2 separate regions of the Mus musculus genome follow, and region 2 is linked to region 1. The links are chromatin loops, found by intact Hi-C in ENCODE. Cell type or tissue: gastrocnemius. All regions are shown on one strand.

What was found. A loop is a pair of places that touch in the nucleus more often than their neighbours do. Peaks named below come from ENCODE experiments on the same cell type or tissue, not always from the same donor. Only the 100,000 strongest peaks of a DNase experiment are listed, where the experiment ranks them.
Region 2: a loop joins it to region 1, with 2.1 times the contacts of the local background. A loop is called at or near these places in 5 of 42 quality-filtered maps.

Annotation. Positions count from the first base shown.
Region 1 is chr17:5,010,883-5,018,882 of GRCm38, reverse strand. The region is part of intron 1 of Arid1b (AT rich interactive domain 1B (SWI-like)); the gene reads right to left. Among named protein-coding and RNA genes, the nearest start is that of Arid1b, 20 kb to the right of the region's middle. In gastrocnemius, no CTCF peak of the experiment used is centred here; no DNase peak of the experiment used is centred here; H3K27ac peaks cover 1,330 bases.
Region 2 is chr17:5,186,636-5,194,635 of GRCm38, reverse strand. All of the region lies in intron 4 of Arid1b (AT rich interactive domain 1B (SWI-like)), which reads right to left. Among named protein-coding and RNA genes, the nearest start is that of Gm34854, 34 kb to the left of the region's middle. In gastrocnemius, CTCF peaks have their summits at 4,032 (motif pointing left), 4,634 and 6,918 (motif pointing right); DNase peaks (open chromatin) are centred at 173, 4,048, 4,407 and 4,731; H3K4me3 peaks cover 1,614 bases; H3K27ac peaks cover 3,960 bases.

The DNA of each region.
Region 1 (8,000 bases):
GGCTGCTTTTAATATCATTGTACGTTCACAGGCAGTGTCTTCAATCAAAGTAAACTAAAATAAAATACACTTCATATTCTAGAAAGCAGACGTAGATGGATGAAGATCCAGCGTGAGATGGCAACTGAAGTCAACCCTGTGAAAGAGACTGCAAATAGTCAACTGGTGTGTGTTTGCCAATGCCTGAGCTTTTATAATGAGAACATATTGAAATATTATTAATTTTATAACTCAATGACAAAGATTCAAAACTTTGAGATTGAGATTTAAGGAAACTGACAGAGTTCCTACAACAAGAAGAAAACCCACTCAATTAAGTCACAGGCAGGGGAGAAAAGGGCACATCGTACCTAACTATGTGGAGAATTAAGAATCTTGTGCTGATCAATTTCCAGAACTGGGTGTCGGGGCTTCCTCCTTCTCCACCCCAGGTTCTTCATCCAATAGATGGAAACTCCCAGTCCCAAGTCAGCTAAGTGCTTGAGCGGAGACCAGGAGAACATGTCCCGTCAGCAAGATGCCTAGCTAGAGATGGAGCCTGAAACAAAGTGTCCAGTGGTTGGCAAGCTATAGCCCTCGGGCCAAAGCTTGTACCCACTATCTGTACAAGGCTGGCTGAGGAAACAAAAATCCAAAGGGTTCTGACACAGAAGATTACATAAACTTCCAACTGCTGTTTTATTGGCACACAGTCTATGCAATTGGGGTCTGCTTTGGTGCTAATGGACAAAGACTGAGTAAACGCCAAAGCAAACATCACCTGCCCAGGGACCCCAAAACATAGACCACCTGACCACATAAGTTCCATTTTCTAATCCTCGGTCCAAATGCCTGCAGAATCCTAAGCAAACAAATCATTACAACACCCAATAGTGACTGTGTTGGGTTTCAAGACCTGGCCTGAAGCCAAACATCCTAAATGGTGCTGCTGTGGCCCAGCTTTGCCACAGAAGAGACAGGAATACCCACTGACTCTACCCAGGTTAATGTGAGGACAAGATAAGAAAACCACCATGGACATTTTAAGTGGAGAGCAAACACTCTGTATTTCATCCTGAGTTGAAACGCATTTGTACTTCTGGTGGGAAGGCCACCTGCTCACACTGAGTCTCTCCATTGGTCTGTTGGGGCCCAATCACAGCCACCAAATGAGCTTTCCTTGGGTTTAGACATGTTTATATTTCTGTGAATTGTCACCTCCTGAGGTGTCACCCCTCACAGCAGTTGGCTGACACCCATTCTATGGAGAAGGAAACAGAAGCTCAACCCAGTTTGTGGCTCAGGACCCAGCATTGAGTGGCTGGTGCACTTTGTATAAACTAACATTGAGCTCAGGAAACATTTTCAAAATCAAATTTTAAGTTTTCAAACTTGAAAATATACATTCCCCCCCTCCCTGTATTTTTTCCAGGTATGGAAAAGAAACATTTTTTTTTAAAGAAAAAAGCAGCGGTAATTTTTGGATAGAGCTCAGTAGGCAGTAGGCTTTTAAGAGCAGAGTGGGTACATCCGAGAGCTGCCTCGTCAACCCCGGAGAACTGCATGAGAAGCGGGTCTAGCCAGTGCTAGAATACGTCTACACACTTCTCACATGCTGCCACAAAACCGAGGTCACATGATCACCCCGTTCTGCAAAGCAGATGCCACCCAAGCCGGACATCCAAAATAGCTGCTTTCTGTCAACTCTGTTCACTGAGCCCAAGGCATCAAAGTGCAAGCAAGAAACAGAGACTCTCTAGCAGAGACTTGAAGATGCAAAGCGCCATAAATCAAGCCAACAGCCTGCAAGCAGACAGGGCCTAGACAGGTAAGCTGAGGAAGATCTCTGCCCTTCACACTCATACACATGTGGGCACCACACCACCACCCAACAGAAAGAAAACAGAGAAGGGGGAGGAAGAGGGGGAAGAGGAGAAAAAGAATGGAGAAAAGAAACTTTGTGTTTGTTCTGATTTTGTTTGATGTTGTTTTTCTGTTTATTTTTTCCTGTCCAAATGAATTCTCTCCTGTAAAACAACTTTTCAGTGGCTATAGAATATGCTACAGCCCTTTGTCATGCACAAGGCTCTTTATGTTCTGCCCTGGTTGTCACTCAGTCTGAAATGGAGGGGTGTTTCTTTAGAAAGTTTCCAGTCTAACAGAGAACTCTCTCACCACTGCAACTCCTCTGGATGCTGTTCAACACTTTGTCCTATACTGGCTGTGGAGTACCTCAGTCCTCAAACAGTCATGTGAATTCCGTACTGCTCCACACTGTCAAAACACATGCATTCCTATTATACAACCACGTGGCAGAAGCAACATTCCACCCAAAACACACTGGCTTCTTTGTTGAAAAGCTTAATAAGGGCTGGGCTTGGCGGTGGTGTGCGCCTAGAATTCCAGCACTCAGGAGGAAGAGCCAGGGAGGTCTCTGCAAGTTTTAAGGCAGCCTGGTCTACATAACAAGGCTACAGAGAGACCTGTCTCAAAAAAGACTTAATAAATGAATAAGACCATGTCAAGAAATGAACTCATCTTTATGCACTACGGCCAGTAAAGGAAGCCTATTTGCTTGGAAGATGCATAATCAATTCATTACATGCTTTACAAACACCTAACCCTATTAAAAAAAATGTTTTTAATTTTTAAAAAAGGGGGAAGGAGGAAACATAAAAAAGTGTTGGTGTCCCAGGCATGGTGGTGCACACCTTTCGTACTAGCACTCCGGAAGCAGAGGCAGTCGGATCTCTGTGAGTTCGAGGACAACCTGGTCTACAAAGCGAGTCCAAGACAGCCTACACAGAGAAACCCTGTCTCGGAAAAGAACAGTATTGGTGCTTGCTCACAGGAATAAAAACTGTATGGAGAGTCCTTCCGGCTCTGTCAGTGCCTGCTGTGGGTGTTTGCCGTCTCCCACCCTTGTGCACATACAAAGGCGCACTGACTGTGGTGACCAACGTTGTGGATACTCATATACACAAATATACACTTGTAAGCACTTATGCTCGTATATATTCGTATATCCCTTTGCTTAGGAGATGTTACCAATGTTCAGAAGCATAAAAATAAGCCCTGGCTTATTTTTAACCACAGAAAAACAAGGCCAATACATAAATACTGTTTCCTTTCTAGAACACCTCTCCCCATGCTCCTCAGGGAGCAGCTATCTCAGCCTCCTACGCCCTGTGCTTGCGATGAAAGGGCCTGGAGGGCCGGGCGATCTATAAACTTCTGTTTGCTGTATGTTAAGAAATCCTACCCTCGGAACCTAGACAGAAGCTTCAAAATGAAAAACGGAGAATACAAAAAATATGAAGTATCCTCAATTCTCAAATTAACATTTGCTATGTTTAAAAATATTTTTAAGTCAGGGCTAATGAGATGGCTCAGCAGTTAAGAGCACTGGCTACTCTTACAGAGGACTAGGTCTCAATTCCCAGTACCCACATGATGGCTCACAACCATCCGTAACTCCAGTTCCAGAGGCCCCAGTACCCTCTTCTGCCTGCAACAGATACCAGGCACACATACGGTACACAGACATGTATGCAGGCAAAACACCAATACACACAAATAGAAGCAATTTTTTTAAGTGTTTAAAAAACTATGTCTTGAATTGGACATGTTCAGGGATGTTGCAACACCTAGAAAAAAGTTCAAAGCCACTTGGGCCATGGGAATCAATCGCAGGCCCATTTGGGCTACTCAGTAAGAGCCAACTGTAAGGAAACTTAAATGCTTCATTCTTGTCAAGTTCAAGCATTGTTATTCAAAGGACTAAGTAAATCCTAACAAGCAGAGTGCCTTCCAAGCAGAGCATCCACACCCAGTAACAGAGGAGCAGTTGGGCACAAACTGCCACCCTTTACACATAACCAAGCTTTCACAGACACTAAGAAAATGTATTCTTGCTTCATCTCCTGATGGCGTGAAGTTCAATGTTAGCAAAGGGAAAGTCCATTCCTTCCAATCCGTATCTTGAGATACTTCCCATCGGCACTCGCTCGCATCGGCACTCGCTCGCTAGGCAACAAGGTAACCTAGTGCTCCAGGAAAGGCTGTGATTTCTCCACCACCTGAGCTTCTGCATTGGGTGCTGTGAAAGCCCAGGACGGGAGAGAACAAAGCAGGGCTCACAGGACCAGCATATCACTAGCCAGCTAAACTCACGCGCCACACGGACACGGGCTCCAGCCTTCTGACGATTTGTCTCCTGTCTCATGTGACATGAAAAGGTAAAGCATTTCAGTCAACTGTGAGAACTCAATAACTTTTTTTTTCCAAATGCACAAACTATTGCAAGCACTCAGCCAGGGGTTAAAGTTCAAACGGTGGCACAGATAGAAATGAGGTGCTGTCCTTGCGGTACGCAGGAAGAGAGCAGAAGCAAGCTAGCCTCGCACGCACGGATTTCCAGAGGCCAGGAAGTGAAATCAACAGGAGTCCCTTCCAGAGCTGGTTTCCAAACGGCAGAGAGGAAAAGTAGAGGCCAGTGAGGAGGAGGAGGCGCACTGCGCAAGCGCAGAGCTCCAGCTCAGCATGGGAAGACCAGCTGGTCAGGCTGGGCAGTTGGACGAGAAAAGGAAGTTCTTGCTGGACACGGCAGTGTCTGCCTTTACACCCAGCACTCGGGAGGCAAAGGCAGGAAGGTCTCTGTGGGCTTGAAGCCAGCCTGGTCTATGTTGCAGGTTCAAAGACAGCTTGGACTACGAAAAAGAGAGAGAAGGAAGGAGGGAACGAGGGAGACAAAAAATGTCTGGTGGTGGTAGCACACACCTTTAATCCCAGTGCACATAGGCAGAGGCAGGTGGAACTCTAAATGAGTTCTTCAAGGCCAGCCTGGTCTAGTTCCAGGATATCCAGGGTTACATAGTGAGACCCTGTTGAAAGACAGAGACAGAGAGATGGAGAGAGACGGAGACACAGAGAGACCGAAGGAGAGAGGGAGGGGGTGAGCCCAGTGCAAGCATCCATTCCTGCCATCCTTCCCACGGACCACTGCAGAGGCTTCTAATAGAATTCTCTTGCAATAACACTATCTTTACTCAACTCTTAAAATGTGAGATAAATACATGTATAATGCTGAAATTATCAAAAACAGCTTCAAGCCAGGCAGGGTGCACATGCCTGTAACTCCAGCACTTGGGAGGCAGAGGCAGGGGGATCACAAAAAGTTCAAAGCCAGCATGATTTATACACAGAGTTCTGCCAAAGCTACTCACAGAGATCCTATCTCAAAAAAGAAAAAAGGAAAAAAAAATGGGAGGGGCTTCAGAAGTCATTCAACATCCTAACCTGATTATCCATGAAAGGAACTGACCTCTGCACTCAGAATCAGAACACGGCACTAAATGTCTAAAGTTCCATATATACTGCAAGATGTAATTAAACACTCCATAGTACTGCATCCAGGACTTTCTACAATGACCAGAGAATTCTAGATCTGCGCTACATTTGGGCTACACACATGTCCACTGCAACTAGAGAAGTGAGCCTTTGGTCTAAATAGCCTCACAGAGCTAGTGACTCTATCAGAGTTCTAGAATGTACTTCCATGCTGATTTTTTAAGAGAAAAGGATTCTTCAGTCACATTACCTGTGTATTAATCCTTCCATCTTCCACATCTGTCACACACACACACACACACACACACACACACACACACACACGCTTCTTTCTTTCAGGGAGGGGATCTAATACAGGATCTCTCTAGTCCCGGTTGTCCTAGAGCTCACCATGTAGAACAGGCTAGCCTCAAACACACAAACACACAGAGATCCTCTTGCCTCTGCCTCCCAGCTGCTGAGACCTCTGAGTTTTCTTTTTGCACAGGAATGGTCATAGTCTCAAGAGGAAAGAAAGAACACTGCCGTTCAAACCTGCTTCCCAGCTGGCAGGCCAAGGTGACGTACAGGAGCGGCTCAGAAGCAGGGCCGCTTTCCAAGCATTATCTCTGGGCCCTCTCCCCCTGGCCGGAAAACTCTTGGATGAGGGTTTGTCTTTGGAGAGATCTTCCTTCAGGTTTTCCAGTGTCTTCAACAACAGTAAATGCTGTCATGCAAGCGGACACAAAGTCCGTCTATGCTGACAACTCCCAAGAGCTAAACTCAGTGGTTGGAACTCCACCCACTCTGGAGGGGAGGGGAGAGAAGCATTCAGCATTTGTCCTGGATTCCACACCTGCCAACCACTTTTTCAGCTGGGCGTGTACTCACTCTGAAACAGGGTATGGTACAGGACAGGCCCCAACAATATCAAAACACGAAAGTAGAATCCCTCTGCACAGGGCCTGACACCTACTCACTAGTCAACCAATTACCTTACATTATTAATTATTAATTAATTACTTTTGAGTGCAATGGCAAAATAACTGGTCTCTCTTGGGTGCTGCAGGTAGTGTGAGGGAGCCTGTGTGGTGAGTACAGGCCACTTAAAGGGACTTCATTACAAATACACAGGAGAAATACATTCCCGTTCTAGTGACTTGTCACCCATAAATCACCCATGCAGACAGAAGCCCTACGTGACATTTGGAAACACAAGATTTCACAGAAGGTAATGAGAAAATATACAGTGTCATCTTTTACTCCTGCCAGCCAGGCTTCCGCCCCAAATCACTGCCCTGAGCAATGATCCTGCTTCAGGGAGATATCCAGAGACTCAGGGTAGACTGCAAGGGGACACCCCTTCCCCTCCTCCACTGTCAGCAATAAAGAGCACATGAGCATGCTGGTAGCTCAATAGAGTACAGAAAAATTTCAGAAATGTTTGTAAATAACCTTTGTACAAACATGCCCCCTGACTTGTATTTGCTGAAACCTATAAGGTGGGAACAGCAAAACCTGCCTCCTAGGTGCACTGCCACAATTAAATAGGAACTCAGAAACACATGCAGAGCCATGCATCCCTGCAGTTTCCGGGGATATAGACACAGGGCCCCCACCCTGCCACGACAGCTCACAGTCACTAAGAAGAAACAGGTCACATGGGCAGAGAGAGCTGAGAGTCAGTCCAAGTCTCTGCTTCTTCCAGCCATCTCGAAGCCTCCTTCCCTAGTCACTGTGTATCCACTGTGGCTACCTCTCCATTCACCAGGACACCAATGGACACAGTAACTCCTCCACTCTCAGGGACTCCACCATCTCGAAGCCTCCTTCCCTAGTCACTGTGTATCCACTGTGGCTACCTCTCCATTCACCAGGACACCAATGGACACAGTAACTCCTCCACTCTCAGGGACTCCACCATCTCGAAGCCTCCTTCCCTAGTCACTGTGTATCCACTGTGGCTACCTCTCCATTCACCAGGACACCAATGGACACAGTAACTCCTCCACTCTCAGGGACTCCACGGAGCACTGCACCTGCCTCTCTCCTTCCAGAAGCTTCCACTCCCAAGCTCCTTTGACCCTAGATTTGATGCTTCCCAGGTCTTCCCTGTCTTTCGGGCACTGGCCTCGGAATTCTGGTTTTTTTTTTTTTTTTTCTGTTTGTTTACTTGCTTAGTTTTGTTTTGTTTTAGTTTGGGGGCAGGGTCTCCTATGTAGCCTTAGCCATCTTAGAACTCCCTGTGTAGACCAGGCTGGCCTTGAACTCAGAGAGAGGCATCTGCTTCTGCCTCCCAGGTGCTGGGATTAAAACACCACCCCAGGTGACTAGGATCTCCATGCCCTGGGGTAGCTCTCATCCCCTGCTCATTCCTACTTTCTTCTCACAAACTTGAGCTTCTGCACTGTGCTGTCCAGACTATATCTTGAGCCCAGCATTCCAAAGCCACCGTCTAGAATGAGCCATACCCAATGATACAAGAGCAAGAATATGTCCGAGAGCTGGGGATCCCACATTCCTACCTTCTGCCCCTGGGGTCAGACAGGAAAGTGTCTACGCCCTCCTCCCCCCCCCCTCCTCCTCCTCCCAGGTCCAGGAGGCAGCTGACATCAGGCTGATAAGGATGGAAATGCCCTGTCGGACAGCAGCCCAGGTCACAGGGTCCATGCCGAGACTGTGCAGGGCCATAG
Region 2 (8,000 bases), 180 kb before region 1:
CTGTTCACACAAGCAAGCGTCCACACCAGCAAAGTCAGGAGCAGAGTCTGCCAGCCCCTTGTGCAGGGAAAGACGGCCCCCCATGGGCTCCTGGGCCCCTCTGTCTCCATGTTTTCCTGGGAGGAAGGAAAGCACCTGCACATGGAATTGGGTATGAGAATGGCTGTGGGAGCCTTGCTCATCTCTCACTGACAAACACTGGAAGGATGCCAGACATCCTCCAATTGGTGAACAGATAAACCAGGGCTGTGGGACCCACCGGTGTTAACAGAAAGCTACACACCAACACAAAGTAGCTGACTTTAACTACAAGCAGCAACATGGGTGAGCTGGAGCTCTGAGGAGGGAGCCAGCTGAGGGGCTAGCTACTGTGTGATTCCATCTATCTAGAAACACCAAATCTACAGGGAGAGGAAGTGGGTGTGCTTGTGAGGATCTGGTGTGGAGAAGGGGCAGACTCTGAGGGGCATGGAGAACCTCCCTAAGACAACAGAGCATCCTCTTGTGATTGTGTAAATGTTATTTTCAGTTTATAAAACAGCAAACCACAGTCCTTGGAAAACGTTAACGATTTTCCAGATGTGATTAAACCACCAGTATAGTCACATCCTCAAAATGCCCCTAATGTCCGACCTGTAGTACTTTCTCTATTGTCTTGATAAAGTGCTCTAGAACACTGGGTTAAAGCTTGAGTGTGGCTGGTGGCACACACCTGCACTCGCATCACCCAGGAAGCTGCAGCAGCAGGACCCAGAGGTAGGGACCAGCATGGGAACCAGAGTGGGCCAGGTTAGGGTAGGCTACACAAGGAGACCCTTTCTCAAACAAACAAAAATCAACTAATAGTTTATACAAATTTTTCTATGAATTAGAAACTGCTCTACTTTTATTTGGGGGTGTGTGGGGCACTTTGGGGCTTTTAAATGGTTCAGTTCAGACAGAAATGCCTATAGGTTATTTTCTGCAACTAGAAAAAAATCTTTTGTCTAACACACACACTCTAACACACACACTCACACACATACACACACACTCACATACACTCACACACACACTTTTGTCTAACAAAAGATTTTTTTCCAGTGCCCAGAATTGAACTCAGAGCTTCTTGCATACTAGAAATCTAATCTGTTCCAAACCTCTCTGTAATTTTGCAAAAACTAAACATAAACTGCAATTTTAACATGAAAAATAGTAAGTCAACCATGAGGAAACACACACGCACATGCACACGCACACTCACAGGCACACACTCACACACACACTCACACACACATTCTCACACACACACTCTCACACACACTCACTCACACACACACAGACACACACACTCACTCACACACACACACTCACACACACAGACACACTCACACACACACTCTAACACACACACTCACACACACACACTCACACACACTCACACACACACACACACACACACACACACACTCACTCACATACACTCACACACACACACACACTCCTATAGCTAATATACTAAGCAGTATGCTCAAGGTTAGACATGAGAACATTACATCGCCTTCAGGTCTAAAGCACAAATCTATACTACCTCTTCCAGGTCACTCTCAGACAGTTTACAACACGAGTTTTATAGTTCAAACCTTAAAACAGAAAGGCTCTCAAAGAATGCTATATTTACACTGTTTGAAAGGCAGTCCCCTATTGTACATCAGGGAGGTGCAATGCAGAACTCAAGAGTACCAAGCTTGTGCCCGCAAGTGGCTTTCTATTTGGAAAGCAATCTCTAGGAGAAATGTTTTCTACCACTGATACCAGAGAGTCTGCTCACTGGAGCCCTGTCAACACTTTACATTAAGTAGACTCAATTGCATTCAAACAAATTTTTATAGCCTTTGAGTTAAGCGTGAGATTTCTGAAATAGACAATATATAACCAAACATAAGAAGGAAATGGTCACTTGGGGCTAAGGTTCATTTGTGTCACATCTTACCAGGCATCACTGTTTTGATGAAAGCTACCTTATGTCCTGGCACAGTATAGTCACACATCACTGATTTTTGGGTAGGGAGGGCAAAAACCCCAAACTCCACAAAGGAGTAAGTACTGAGGAGGCCAGGTCAGGGGCATGACCTTCTAAACATGTACTCTCGAGTTCACTGACAGGCCTGCACAGACAGACATTTCATATGCAATGTGAGCTTGATGCCGTATTTACTTAAGAGGGGGAGGCACTCAACTATTAGTAATACAAAGCCACTATTTAAAAATGGGGGGAAAGTTCAAAATTGAAAATATAATCTGAGACAACTGCCTACACTTGAATGTAAAATCGGTCAAATTATGCATTTGCTTCCTAGCTCTTCCAAAATTTCAAGGAACCAGGGAAACAAAATAATTTCAAACTCACTATGATATCAGAGAGGCAGCTTTACAATATGCTATAAGAGAATATACACAGAAATTGCATTTAGAAATAGAAGTGATTAAAATATCCCAAACAGATATGTCTTCTTTGATTTAGTATTTAAAGTCTAGGATGCTCCATATAACGTTCATAGTTTGATACACCAATAATTTCTGGGCTGTTTCCATCAATGGGGTCAATGTAACAGTAAATACAGGTGGGATGAGAAAGGAAGCTGTTTTTATTAAATTTATGTTACAGGCACTGTTACAAATTGTATCCGTTTATAAGAATTTTTCTGCTTGCTTTTCCATTCCTCCTGAGATACAAGAAAATTAAGTCTTTCTACTAACTCAGTATTCACAAAGCCAAGGACTTAAATGCCTGTCAACCCACAACTTATTGACCCCATCAGTTTCATGACCATTATACAAGCTCAAACCCTAAAAAGAAGGGCTGGAGCCATGGCTACTTGGTAAAGAGGCGGCTGAACAAGCACAGGGGCCTGAGCTACAGGACACACCCATATTCAGATGCCAGGGAGATGGCTAGGCTTGTGCTCGAAGTATGGGGGGGGGGGCGGGGGGGGGGGCTTCAGAGACAAGAAAACCCCGGAGAAAACTGAGTTCATGCTTTGTGGGTCTCAAAAGCTAAGGTGCAAAGATACTGAAGAAGACACCAGTGTTTCCCATGTGCACCCACGATAGAAATGAAAACTATCCCCAACACACACACACACACACACACACACACCAACCTCTTCTAGTATGTTGGGTGTTACTGCATTCATGTAGTGAATGCAAGCCCAAACAGATCCACACGTGCATGATAAGCGATTTGCGTCTAGGTGGTTTTTTTTTAAGGATAAAGTGTAGTAGTATACCCCGGCATGCAATTCACCTCTCTTTACAAAATGTCCAAATCAACTGGATTTTATTTAGCTTAAACTTTGTCAAATGGCAGCAGTGAGCAGCAGTAATCAAGGTTAGCAATGTCCATACTATAACAATCTTTCCTAATAGAATATTAATTGTATACACATCATAAACATACTTGTGTTAAAATACCATGCACGTGCATAGTAAATATGAGGCATAAGCCCAAACAAAATGTATTCTGCAAAACACTTGTTGCTCAGAGTCTCTTTAATAACCTTTGTAACAAACTTTAAGTGTCAAATTTCCAAAATTAAGCTACTGGGTCAGGAAATATCCGTCATGTTAATGATTATCAATAATTCACTCTTCATAGTACCAACTGCATTGACTTTAAAAACCATTCAGGCTACAGATCACAGTGGAAATAATTTATCAACTAGAGGCTCTGGCTGATTAGTCCTCTAAGTCTGGTATATGTATGTCGACTAACTTCTTGTATGTGTCATGCAGGTTACTTGAAAGGTCTAAGGTTACACTGCTATACCATAGAAGGTGAGCAACAGAGAGCAGACAGTGGCCTTAGGTCTTCTAGACAGATTAGTCTTATTCTCCAGAAATGTCTTTCCCCCCAAATCCTCTTAGCATTTACTAACGTAGTAGAGGCTAGAAAGTTGTCTCAGTGGATAACAAACCCTGCTGCTTGTAGGTTCAACTCCCAGGTCATATGTAATCCCAGTTTCAAGAGATCTGATGATGCCCTCTTCTGGCCTCCATGGGTACCAGGAACAGCCGCTGTGCACAGACATGCAAGCAGGCAAAACACCCAGTAGCATAAAATAACTTTTTTTTTTTTTAATTTAAGAAGGTACAGACAGGAGATGAGACGCTACAAAAGCTTAGGCTTTTTCTGGGATTTAAAAATGCTATGAATTAGTTTTCCCATCAAGGAACCTTGCACTTGGTTCCAACTGGTACTGCACAAATGTAGTTAGGGTCTTTGCCTTTGGCCCTACCCTCCGCTCCAGCCACTCTTGCCCTCCATCTCGCCTGTCTTGGTGCACAGCTTAGGCCTAAGGCCCGCCCCCTGGCGCCCCACCCACTGCCTGCCCCACTGGCCCCACCCCATCACTCCACCCCACCCTACTTTCCAGCGGCCTTCTGGTCTCCCCATGGCCCAGCCTACGGGAGGGGGAAGGGGGGGTGTTGTTTGATCCTCCCAGACTCTGGGTTTTGGGAGTCTACAACTTTGTCTCTTTCTGCAAAGCAAGTTTCAACCGGCCCCGCTACAGTGGGGGAGGGCCCTTTCCTCAGGGGCGGACGGCTCCAGCAGGGATACAGGGCAGCCGCTCGGCCCTCGCCTCGGCACTCCTCTCCAGGGACAGGCAGAGGGCGCGGGAGGGTTTCGGAGAAACTGGGAGCACCGCCGGGAGCGCGGCTGCGTCAGCAGAAACTTTGGGAGTGAGCCCTCTGGGGTGGGGCCTGCACAGCCCCGACCGTGGCTCGATGGCCAGGCCTCCCACCGCGGTGCCTGCCGGGAGCTCCCCACCCGCGGCTGCGCAGTCGCTGCTTCCCCTCTTCCTCCCTGGAGGAGTGCCTAGTCACTCACTGGCCCGCGAGCTGTGGGACACACTGCGCTAGGAAAACAAAGAAACCCCACGCACACGTTTCCAGGATAGGGAACGTGAAAACAGACAGTGAGACTTAGGGTGCCCCGCAGGTTAGGCTTCTCAGGGCTGCCATTAGGCAGCCAGGCAAGCTGCAGGCCCAGGTATCCAACCCAAGGCCCTGCTGAGCGCTCCCTTATGCTTACCGGGTTGAATGGTCAAATTCTCTAAACAATCCCATTATGGTTATATATGTGTGTCACGTATAGCCACAAATCCCAAGTCATTACTTTTTGGAAGAAAATTAAGTAATCTGAGAGCTTAGCAAAAACAAAAGCACCAATTCACCATTACTATTTTTTGTCACAACCAAGTGCTATATATGAAACTTTTGGATAATGTTACAGATATTTAAAGAAATGAACACATGATTTTAAATGCTGTTACTGTTGTCATGTTGACGCAGCTCACCTAGGCTCTGCAATGTGGTACTTCTCATTCAGCCATATCTAGTCTGTATAGTACCAGCAGGGTCAAAGGCAAGCAGGCATGCTGACATACTATGAATTAAATCATTTGTACACTTGAAATGTTAGGATTTGTGTTACTAGAAAAGGTGATACTTAGTAAATTTACCTAAAATGGGCAATCATACAAATTGCTTTGGGCAAATTCTTCATCAGTGAATGTTCAAATTTTTCACCCCATTTGTTCTCCTACAGATGATTTTCACAGGAATATGCTTCAGTATTTTTCAACTTTATTTCAAATTTTTAAAATTTTGAGATTTTTTGATTAAAAGTTCACTTTTTTTTTCTGACATTATTTGCCCTCCTTCCAGCCCTCTAGCCTTTTCTTCCTTTTCAGTCCTCCAAATGGTACCAAGTTGTACTACCTGCACAGGCTATGAGGTTAAGGAATTTTCAGATGTTTCTGGGTTCAGTAAATTACTACCTTCCTTCATTTGTGGTTAGGACAGTAGTGAAATGAACGCAGGCTCCGTCGGGGTGCAAGGAACACATGGTCAGGTATTTTACAGTGCTACACATTGTGGTGCAGCCAAGAAGGCAGTCAACAGATAGGCAAACTCGGGTCTGCAGTCAGGCTGCAGAGGGAAACCAAACACAGAATCGTGGGTAGTGATGAATAGGCCTTTGGAGCTGGGCAAGGAAAGCACTCAGCATGCAGTGGGGATAGAACCTAGCAGAGCCCAGGCAAGAGGCAGCATGGAGGACCACGCCCCCTCACCCCTCTTCCCAGGTAGATGCAAAAGGCTACAGTTCAGAACTTCACATGCTCCTCGTCCTCCATGCCAAGGGAGAGGTACTTGGCAAAGCATGGGCCCTGGAGTAAGAGGGTGTGAGGTTATATTTAACTCCTTCAAATACTGACTTTGTGTCCCTAAGACAGTTTCTTAGCGTCTGTCCCTGCTATCTGCAGGTGGTTGACAGTCACTTCATGGCTGTGAGGTGACTTAAATGGAACTTCCTTAGTGCTATCTTTGAGCATGACAAGACCAGTCCCCAAAACCTGCTTTCAAACTCACCCCAGCCTAGTCCTTTTTCAGTGCCTTGCTGAGACTGCTCTCTCCTACATCCACACAACAGTAGAAACTGCAATAGGATCTCCCATCCACTCCTCGGGGTGCCTTATGGTATCCTTGGCAAATCCAGATTTCAATTTGTTGTTCCACATACAATGCCAGAGAATACCAAAGGATCTGGGTCTAAACTCCTTAGTTTAGGTAAAAGGGCCAGGGGGAGTCTGTTCCTAATCTGCCCTGTGGTTTCACTCCCCTAAACTCATTACTGGATGGTAATCACGCTCCCTAGTGACTTGTGCAATAAGGCAACTGAGGTCTTTCCGCCCCTTTATCCAATCAGGCCCCTTCACTCTCTGTAATCCTGCCCTTTGAAAGCTGCCAAGGCTCCCCTGATCCCCACTGTTAGAATGTGAACAGTGCTGGGCTGAAGCAGCAATTCCATTTCATGCATAACTATGTATGTATGCATATATGGTTATGTCACTTGCAGAACCTCCAGCAGTGCCCTGCAGAGGGCTCTATCTAGTGAGCACTGTGCAAATGAGGACATCTGGAAACCAGGAAGTCTCACACTCCAGCAATGCCTTGTAACCTCATACTGGTGAGAGGGAAGCTGAGGCCTAAAGATGACCCTCAGACACCACTCACCTGTAGCTACATTCTAGCAGCTCTAAAAGGAGAGTGCTCATCGTCATAAAAAGAGAAAGTTATAAATTGTTTTTGAAAAGTCTTCCCTTCTATGAAGGTCCATTTCATTTCAGAACAGTTTAAACTCTAAACATTTGCACCACAACAGAAGCAGCAGGCAGAGCTGCGTTTACTCCCAACTTCAGAGCATACTGTGGATGTGAGGGTCTCGCTGTTAACAGACGGGCTCTTTAGGAAGACCAGCACAGCTTTGTCTTCAGATAAATGACAGCAACCTCAGGCGACACCCCAAGGTTAAGGAGCAGTTTTCAGATGCCCATGAACTTGTTACGTTTGTGGCTTTTCAACCAGTACTACACATGCCCAACACAGCAGTGGGCACCTTGCTTTCTTTGAGACAGTTCTCTAAAATTAGATACCACTCAACTGACAGCCTGACACTCTTGAGGAACAGAGGATACAATGAATACATATTCTACAAGATTAATTAGCTTCAGGTAAAAGAAACTGCAACCAAAACAAACTGGAAAAAACATTATTTCTCCTAAACAGACATTTATAGACTGGAGGTTTGCCACTTAAGTAGCCAAAGAAGTGTCACCCCATTCTGCCAGTTCCAAGGCCCTCCTCAGTCAGGGGTGATGGCTGGAAAGGACCCAAAGCCACCGCCGCATTCCCACAAGCTTCTCCACAGAGCAGAGGCCTTACCAACTAGAGCAACCAGTGGAAAGTGGGTCCACAGGCAGGGGAAATTCAATTAAGGCAGAGTGTGGAATTTGTAGAAATATAATGCAATCATGTAGGTGTTACATCATTTTCTAGTAGCCACATCAAGAAAAATAAAAGAGGAAAAATGTTCATTTCAGCACCACGTATGCTAAAATTGGAACTCGGTAGAGAGGATGCACACAGCCCTATGCAAGGATATCAAGAAAATTGGT